Linked DNA regions of Mus musculus: all the other regions are linked to region 3. Evidence: chromatin contacts called from ENCODE POLR2A ChIA-PET data. All regions are on one chromosome and are shown on one strand. The core of a region is the stretch at or near the end of the contact, and the rest is flanking DNA. Distances in the headings are between cores, read along the strand shown.

Region 1 (3,099 bases), core at 5-2,504, 120 kb before region 3:
GAAGAGGAAATGATAGCAATTTCTTCAGGACAATTTCCCAAGTAAGTTCTACAAAATGTCTTTAAAGAACCCAGTGGGTCAAACTCCTCTCTTGACAAGTTTTACAAAAGCAGTTTGTACTATTTCTCTTAAGTCATTTGACAAGTAATTAAAAAAAAATCTAAAACATTAAAAAAAAAATCTAAAAGTAGAAAAGAAGCTGAGTGGTGGTAGTGGTGGCTGGCACCCTTGATCTCCGAACTGGAGAGGCAGAGGTAGGCAGATCTCTGAGTTTCAGGCCAGCCTGGTCTACAGAAAGTGTTTCAGGACAGCCAGGTCTACACAAAGAAACTCTGTCTCAAAAAACAAAAACAAAAACAAACAAACAAAACCCAAAACAACAATAATAGTAACAGTAACAATAGAAAACCTTCTAACTAAAAGGTACAGCTCAATATAGGCAATTCTGCAAGGTAATAGTTTAAAGTATTGGATACAGGAAAATTCTAACTACCCCATAGGATAGATGGATATGGTTTCAACTCTTGGAGACAGATCTCTCCATAAATGTGCCAGTATTTCTCGGGAATTTGGTATAGGTCAAAAACAAGAAAAGAGGTAAAGAAAAAAAAAAATCGAACCCAGCTAAATAGAGGTGTGGGTTCTCAGTGGATTCGTTTTAACCACCCCAGGGCACCTCTCTGTTGGCCTGAATAGCTGTAAATGGATGTCACGGAAGTGGAAGACTTCATTATCGTTATTAATTACGTTCCAGCTTTGGCCCTCTGTTCCTCTGAGCATCTGAGCCTGGGCAAACAGCCCAGTTGTGAAGCTAAAAATCTCACCTTCAGCTCCAGCCTGCACAGGTATGGGGTCAGCGCGGAGATCATAGAGGGACCTTTCCCTGAATCGGCGAGGGCCTCGGGCTGTAGTTTAAGCTCTCGGAGAGGAGTACTCATAGCTGGCTTCCCCTGAGAGAGAAAGCGAGTGTGAGGAAAGCTGGTCTCGGCCTCCCGGAGTGTTTTCCCACAACCGCTAGGCCGGGGCGGACAATGCCTCCCGCTGCCCCACTTCGTCCGGAGCCGGACTTCACCGGCCTCGGCCCCGCCCGGCCCCGCCCAGGTAGCGCCCTGTCTGCCGGAGTTCTCTCCTCACCTTTTGGGGCGAAGGCGACAAACCGAGATTCAGTGTTTTCACCCTCCACATTTTCAACTCGATCACTTAACCAGACCAAGTCGAAATGGCCACTTTCACCCGCCGCCTCTATTTGAACCCAATACGCACTTCGGGATTGGCTGCGGGGCCGCGGTACGTATGGTGGGCGGGACCTGCGCGCGTCACGCCCCCACGAGCCGCTCAGCCTAACGCCTCCACTGAAGCACCCATCTGGCAGGCTGGTGTGTCTGTGGGCTGCTGGAGAGTCGTGGAGTCCTGTTTCAGTGGCTCCGTTCCCCCGGTTACCGAGTGAGCCGCACTTCCCCCAGGGTTGGGCTGTCCAGGCATAGGTGCCAGTTTCATAACGGCCAGAGGGAGTTCCTAAGTGCCCAATTTCGGCCTTCAGGTAACCGCCTCTTCAGAATTTCTGGGCCTTTCTTGTGTCTAACCTCGGAGCCTACTGTAACAAGATCACTAGAATAATAGTTGATATTTACTTTACTGTGCATTTATGGTGATCTGTTTCAAGTGCTTGCTATATTAATAACTAACTCTCTCACACACATACACACTCTCACACACACAAACAGCGTGTCCCACACCACCACTGCCTGGCCCTCAGCCTCTTGAATGATGAAATCACAGGCCAATTTAGAAGTGTTAATGTATGAAGAAAAAGAAGAGAACCAAAGAAGAGCTTTAATGTTAGAAACTGTAGGGTTCTGTCAGGGTATGCGCGCCCATCAGGAACTGTACTGGTCAGTAACTTTCTGCGGGCTGCATGTAGCTCTGAATTCTTCAAATGGGAATATAATACAGGTGTGAAATGCACATTGCATTTCAGACCTTGTATGGAAAAACTATTTTTTTAATGTTAATTGCATACTGAAATATTTTTAGATATGCTAGGTTAAATAAAATATATTAAAATTTCTTGTTTTAAACCTTTTGAACATGGGTGACAATTTTAAAATTATGTAAGGGGAAGAATGGGGCAATGACTCCATCTTAGAGCTTGTCAGGAAAGCTTGAGGGCCTGAATTTGGATCTCCAATACCCAATAAAAAGCCGGGCATGGTGGTGCACACTTTTAATCTCAACACTGAAGAGGCAGAAGCAGGTGGATCTCTGTGAGTTCGAGGCCAGGATGGTTTACACAGTGTGTACCAAGACAGCCAGGGCTACATAGATCCTGTTAAAAAAAAAAAGGGCTGGGTGCAGCAGTTTTTGCCTGTTCTCCTAACAACATGGGGGCTGAGGCAGAAATGAGAGGATCCCCTGGGGTTTGCTGCTCAGTTAGTCTAATGAATCAGTGAGTTCTGGGTTCAATAACAGAAAATGTCTTGAAAGATAAAGTCTAGAGTGATTGAAAAAAATATGTAATGTTGACCTCTGGTTCCACAAAGCCCTACACATGTGAGCAAGCAGGTAGACAGGTACATGAACATGTACAGACATATAAGTTATACTAACTTGTGTTTCATTTCTTCTTTGTGACAGGGTCTCTCTGTGTACTTGTTGCTACCCTGGAAATCAGATCAAGCTGGCCTTGAACTCATAAAGAGACCCACTGGCCCTCTACCTCCTGGGTACTAGGATTAAAATCATACATGTCTTTTTGTTTTGTTTTAAGCTAGTCTCTGGTGGTATAGATCGGGCTCCTTTCAGCTCTTCCTCTGCCTCCTGAGTGCATTCATTATACTTCTATTGAACACTGCTACTCTAGAGACAAACAGTACCAGTCTGTAGGCTTTAGAAAAACTGCTTGAATAAAAACAGGGGGAGACAAGATAGGTGGGTAGTGCCGAAGATAAGAGTCCCAGGGCCTAGAACATGCTAAGTTTGTGCTCTACCAAGCAACTGCTCTTCCAATAGAGTGATTTTTCCTTTTTTGAGGCAGGATCTCTCTTTAGCCTAGGCTGGCCTCAATTTTTCGGCAATCCTTCTGCCTCAGAGTCCTGAGAA
Region 2 (2,944 bases), core at 322-2,821, 78 kb before region 3:
CCTGTAATCTTTCTCTGTTTACTTCCATATCTTTCTTCCATACCCTGGATACTCTGTGTCATTAGTTTGGTACTAGATACTAAAGAGGACCCAGCAGATACCAGGCTCTACCACTGAACCACTATTCCAGCTCATTTTAATTTTGAGAGAAGCACTCACTAAGTTGCCTAGGCAGAGCTTGAATTTATAATTCTCTTGCTTCGGCCTCTTGAGAAACAAGAATTACAGGTTTATACCACCAGATCTAGTCCCATAAACACTTGAAACAACTGGCATCTATTGCAGAGTCCTCCAAGTAGCTCCTAAGATCCTCTTGACAATAATAATAATAACAACAACAAAAACAACAACAACAAGGGTGGAGTTAACTAGGAAAACTACCCATGGAGGAAGCTAAAGTTTGAAACCCCCTCCAAACCAACACACACACCACACACTCCCGCCCTTCTCCTCTCTCTCTCTCTCTCTCTTTCTCTCTGCAATTCCCGGAACTCACCACCGTCTGCTGGTGCTGCTGAAACTTAAGACTGACATTCTGGATCCAAAAAAATCGGAAGGAGCCAATCTTTAGCTCTGCCTGCAACTTGCGCTGACACCACCTGGTGGCCAACCGGACCACAAGCCACCTGCAGAAAAAAAACAGTTGGATTATAAGACCCTCTACCCTTTTTGATTCTAGAAAGGCCTTGCAAGGGGTGGTATCCTGAAGCCGGATTTTTCTTAGGAACTTTACGATTTTCCTAAAATATTTCTCTAGTCATACTCATTTAGGCACAACAACCAGAACTACGGGCCCCTAAATTCAAACAAAACTAGGCAAACGAAACTCACCCTCTAAAAGAGGTCAAAAAAAAAAAAAAAAAAAAAAAAAAAGAAAGAAAGAAAGAATAAACAAAGAAACCCTCAAATCTTTAGGAACCCAAAGTAAAAAGAGGTCCTCAAAAGGCAAAGTGAAGGCAGTCGTGTTAAATACGTCATCGCACACTCCTTAGAGGGTCCCTGTCTGCGTCCCCACCCTGCAGCCGTTTCCGAGAAGGCAGAGGTCACTCTCGGAACTGCTCAAACACCGCTCTGCTCTAGCCAGCCAGTCCTCCCGACCTCTCTGCAGGGCGCGGCTGCAGGTGCCCTTCGCAATCTGGGAAGAGGACACGGAGGCGAACGGGGCAGGAAAGGGAGACCACCGAGGGAGGCCCCCTCCCTCACACGCAAACATTCGGTTCCCGGACTGGACATTGCTTCGGGTCCAGCCAGATGCTTCAGCGCCCCTGCCCCCACCTCGCTTCCCCTCGCCTCGGCTGAGCGCCCCCTCCTGCTCGCGCCCCCTCCGCCTAAGGCGCCCGACCAACCCGCGCCTCCTCCAGCCGGTCTTCCTCGACCCCCCCGACCCTGTGGCTAGAATCCCCTCACCGGCCTAGGAAGAGTGCGCTAAGCGCAACCAGCAGCAAGACCAACAGCGCGGAGAGAAATAGAGGCATTTAGGTCCGGGTCCGGCCCGGCCTGGCCCCGACCCCCGCCATGCCGGGCCCTGACGCCGGAACCGCACAGCGCCGCGGCGGGCTTCGGCCGCGCACGCACACGCACGGCGAGGAAGCGTTAGTGCGCGCGCGCGTGTCCCCGCCCCGGCGGCTCGTGGACCAGCCGGCTGGCTCCCTCCACGACCCGCCCCGACCCGCCCCGACCCGCCCCAACCCGCGCGCGCGTGCGCGAGCCCTGAGGGCCGACCAGCGGCTTGCGCGGAGTGGAGGCGTGGCTCTGGAGAGGGAGGGCGGGGCGGACCGCGAACGCGCGGTCCTGCGCGCTACACCTAGAGCGCAGCCTGCGCGGCACGCCGCGGAGCTCCGGGTTCGCGCTGAGGGCGGGGGATCGGAGTCCGCACGAGCTCGCCGGGCGGTGACCAGGATGGGTCGTTTCTACCACTTTGAGGTTCCACTTCCAAAACGCATTCCCTAGGCCATTAAGAGCCGGCCTGGCTGGTGCCGGGCGTGGTGGTGCAGGCCTTTAATCCCAGCACTCAGGAGGCAGAGGCAGGCGGATTTCTGAGTTTGAGGCCAGCCTGGTCTACAAAGTGAGTTCCAGGACAGCTAGGGCTATAAAGAGAAACCCTGTCTCAAAAAAACAAAACAACAACAACAAAAGTTATGTGTCTGTAGGTCATAAGTGATCCTGTCTGAAAAGATTACAGAGAAAATTAAGAGGTAATTCAAAGACCTCAGCTATCTATCATCTCACCCCACAAGGAAACCAACTTTGTTTACTGTCTGAATACTGTTCCAGATAGTATCTTCTTATCTTTTTTTTTTTTTTTTTTTTTTTTTTGAGACAGGGTTTCTCTGTGTAGCCCTCTGTAGACCAGGCTGGCCTCGAACTCAGAAATCTGCCTGCCTCTGCCTCCCAAGTGCTAGGATTAAAGGCATGTGTCACCATGCCTGGGCCAGATAGTATCTTCTAACATCCTTCATGGGGAGAGCCATTCTGTATTTTTAGGTTTGTGCGATTGTGTATAGCACCACCCAGAACAGGGTGAAATATAGAAATAGTGAATATTGTTTTACCCTTTACAGATTATCTGGGAAGCAATTTTAATTACATGAAATACAGAGTTCAAGGTCAAATCAAGCCAGAGTGAATTTTGCATTCTTCATTGTTAAATGAAGGAAGTAGATAAGGTCTGTTATGCTTATTCTCATGAGTCAGTGTCTGACTAATGACTTACTAACACAGTACCAGATAAACACAGTACCAGATAAAGAAATCCAGATGGTTCCAAGGTATTATGAAGTATTTTGTGTTCTTGGTTCTCAGATCCTAATCTGCATATAATTCTTCCAGATTTTTTTGATTGGCCTCTTCAAATAACAACTTCAAGGCCTGTGAGATGGATCTATAGGTAAAGGCACTTGCTGGCCCGAGGAATTGATTTCCATCCTCAAAATCCACAAACTAT
Region 3 (3,174 bases), core at 551-3,050:
ATAATCCACATCTGGCTTAAAAATCCTTTTTTTTTTTTTTTTCTTTTTTTGTTTTTTTCAAGACAGGGTTTCTCTGTATAGCCCTGGCTGTCCTGGAACTCACTCTGCAGTCTAGGCTGGCCTCGAATTCAGAAATCTGCCTGCCTCTGTTAAAAATCCTTTATAATAAGTTTGTGTACGGGTATGTGCACATAAGTACAGGTGTCCACAGAGATATGACTTCTGGGAATCCAACCAGGTCCTCTGAAAGAGAACTACATGATCTTTTTTTTTTTTTTTAAAGATTTATTTATTATTTTATGTAAGTACACTGTAGCTGTCTTCAGACACACCAGAAGAGGGAGTCAGATCTTGTTACGGATTGTTGTGAGCCACCATGTGGTTGCTGAGATTTGAACTCTGGACCTTCCGAAGAGCAGTCGGGTGCTCTTACCCACTGAGCCATCTCACCAGCCCGAACTACATGATCTTAAGTGTTGACCGTCCTTCTAGTCCTTCTAATCCCTTAAACTGTATTCTTCCCAGTTGGTACTGTTATAGGCTTCTGACACTGCAAACTTCTTCCCTAAGACTAGAAATTGCTCACGAACTGAAATTTTAAGGACCTTAACACAGCTACCAGATGCTATAACCACCCACTGTTTTAGACCTAGGGGAATAAACATTTTTCTTTTAAAAACTACAACTCAAGCCGGACGTGGTGGCGCACGCCTTTAATCCCAGCACTCGGGAGGCAGAGGCAGGCGGATTTCTGAGTTCGAGGCCAGCCTGGTCTACAAAATGAGCTCCAGGACAGTCAGAGCTATAAAGGGAAACCCTGTCTCAAAAAACAAACAAAAAACAAACAAACAAACCAACAAAAAAAACCTACAACTCAGGCCACGTAGTGTTGGCACAGGCCTTTTAATCCAAGCACTCAGCAGTCAGAAGTATGTAGATCTTGGTGAGTTCAAAGCCAGCCTCCTCTACAGAGTGAGTTCCAGGACAGCCAGAACTAGAGAAAGAGAAACCCTCTCTCGAAAAGAACAACTCAAAACGAAACAAAACAGAACAGAACAAAACCAAACCAAAACCTAGGGACCCTAGGGTAAGAACACTGGCTGATCTTCTGAAGGTCATTAGTTTAAATCCCAGCAATCACATGATAGCTCACCGGTAATGAGACCTGGCACCTTCTTCTGGAACAAATGAAGACAGCTACAGTGTACTTAAGTATAATAATAAATAAAATAAATCTTTGGACCAGAGAGCAAACGGGGCCGACTGGAGTGAGCAGAGTTCCCAAAAATTCAATTCATGCTGGGCAGTGGTGGCGCACGCCTTTAACCCCAGCACTCCGCAGGCAGAGGCAGAGGCAGGCAGATTTGAGTTTGAGGTCAGCCTGGTTTACAGAGTGAGTTCCAAGACAGCCAATCTACACAGAAAAACCTTGTCTCGAAAAACAAGAAAACAAACAACAAAAAAATTAATTCCTGACAATCACATGAAGACTCAACCATCTGTACAGCTACAGTGTACTCATATACATAAAGTAAATAAATCTTTAGAAAAAAACAAAAACAAAAAGCCAAAACCTACAATTCCCCCAGAGAAACCCTGTGTCGGAAAACCAAACTAAACCAAACCAAAAAACGCCACATTTCCCAAGAAGCCCTTTCAAAGGGAAAGGTGGCGCATGCTTGGTCTCCCACTCTAGGGAATTAAATGGAACTACAATTCCCAAGAAGCCTCATATTACAGTTCATCCAATCAGTGCTATATATAAGCTATCGCGAGACTTTTATGAGCCTCCATTCTATAAGCTCATGGGAATTGGGCTGGGCCATCCTTTTCAGCCAAGATGGCGCCGAAAGCGAAGAAGGAAGGTATGTTGCGGTATGGGAATCTGTCAGGTCGGTCTTGGATACCCGCAGAGCGAACTCGCGGGGAAGAAGAATGCCCGGCTAAGCCATGGGGGGCTTGTTCTGTGGCTACTGTCGCGACTAGGCCCCGCTGCGGGGTATGAGGACCGCGTGGGCCAAGCCGCATGGGCTGGTTCCAGTGCAGGGGATTGGCAAAGCCACCGGGCCGGCAGCGGCCGCCACTGATGGCCAAGCATTTGACTTTGGGAAGCTCCTTAACATCCACAGGGTGGCGCTCCGGGTCTCCAGACCTATAAGGGATTAAAAGTAGTCCTTATTCGCCCTTTCCCCACGTTAAATGGGGTTATACGCACCCACGTGATGGTACAACGGGTTAATTATCTTTGCCTGTGGTATCGTGCATATGATGGAAAAAATCTGAAGTCTCCTGAGACCTGTGATGTCTTCAAAGGAACCACTGATGCACATGCTGGCAGGACGGCCGGAAGGGGTCACTTTACGAATGCCACACTTAATTTTAATTGTCCTCTCCCAGCTCCTGCCCCTCCCAAAGCCGAAGCCAAAGCGAAGGCCTTGAAAGCTAAGAAGGCGGTGCTGAAAGGCGTCCACAGCCACAAAAAGAAGAAGATCCGAACGTCACCCACCTTCCGGCGGCCCAAGACCCTGCGGCTCCGGAGGCAGCCAAAATATCCTCGGAAGAGTGCGCCCAGGAGAAACAAGTCAGTAGGGACCCTGGACCCAGTAGCATGTAGTAGGGCATTAGGAGTTCTTAACGTAGCTTCCCTTATAAAACACAATTGTTGAAGGAGCTGGTGCGGTGGAAGTGTGAGGTTATTTAGTCAGTGTTTGAAAGTTGACTTCAAAGAGATGTTGCTTATCTTGGTTCCAAGTGATAGGGGACTTGTTGGAACACAGGAGAGTGTTGATTAAGATGTCCAATTGGGGAGTGATGGCCTTCGAATAGTGTTATGAAACACACTTTTTTTTTTAAGATTTATTTGTTTTTTTATTTACATGAGTACACTGCAGCAGTCTTCAGATACACTCACTAGAAGGGGGCATCGGATCCCACTACAGACATTTGTGAGCCACCGTGTGGTTGCTGGGAATTGAACTCAGGACCTCTGGAAGAACAGTCAGTGTTCTCAACAGATGAGCCATCTCTCCAGCCTGAAAGACACTTAATTGATCAAATTCTGACGCTACTCAAAGGAAGTTTGAGAGAATGCTTACTGAAAAGTGTTTTGTCTATGGGGGAAGTACTCACCAGACACAATTCATTGCCTATTTGTACCTAGAATTTTTGAGTCAT

Evidence for each region. ChIA-PET counts read pairs that join two places held with the same protein, here RNA polymerase II (POLR2A).
Region 1: POLR2A ChIA-PET joins it to region 3 with 13 read pairs in embryonic stem cell. The contact joins the promoter of Spag5 here to the promoter of Rpl23a in region 3. POLR2A ChIA-PET finds 5 or more read pairs at or near these places in 3 of 5 experiments (Patski and embryonic stem cell).
Region 2: POLR2A ChIA-PET joins it to region 3 with 17 read pairs in embryonic stem cell. The contact joins the promoter of 2610507B11Rik here to the promoter of Rpl23a in region 3. POLR2A ChIA-PET finds 5 or more read pairs at or near these places in 4 of 5 experiments (Patski and embryonic stem cell).

The regions. Positions count from the first base shown.
Region 1 is chr11:78,299,746-78,302,844 of GRCm38, reverse strand. It overlaps Spag5 (sperm associated antigen 5), which reads right to left and starts at 1,254. Exons shown (of 24, transcript NM_017407.3): 1 at 1,135-1,254; 2 at 825-950. The coding sequence starts at 1,185. It overlaps Gm3948 (predicted gene 3948), which reads left to right and starts at 1,334. Exons shown (of 4, transcript NR_166889.1): 1 at 1,334-1,540; 2 at 2,635-2,723.
Region 2 is chr11:78,260,381-78,263,324 of GRCm38, reverse strand. 2610507B11Rik (RIKEN cDNA 2610507B11 gene) reads right to left here and starts at 1,571. Exons shown (of 39, transcript NM_001002004.2): 1 at 1,408-1,571; 2 at 497-626. The coding sequence starts at 1,475.
Region 3 is chr11:78,182,210-78,185,383 of GRCm38, reverse strand. It overlaps Rpl23a (ribosomal protein L23A), which reads left to right and starts at 1,800. Exons shown (of 5, transcript NM_207523.2): 1 at 1,800-1,865; 2 at 2,398-2,581. The coding sequence starts at 1,841. Snord42b (small nucleolar RNA, C/D box 42B) reads left to right here and starts at 2,271; the gene lies at 2,271-2,325.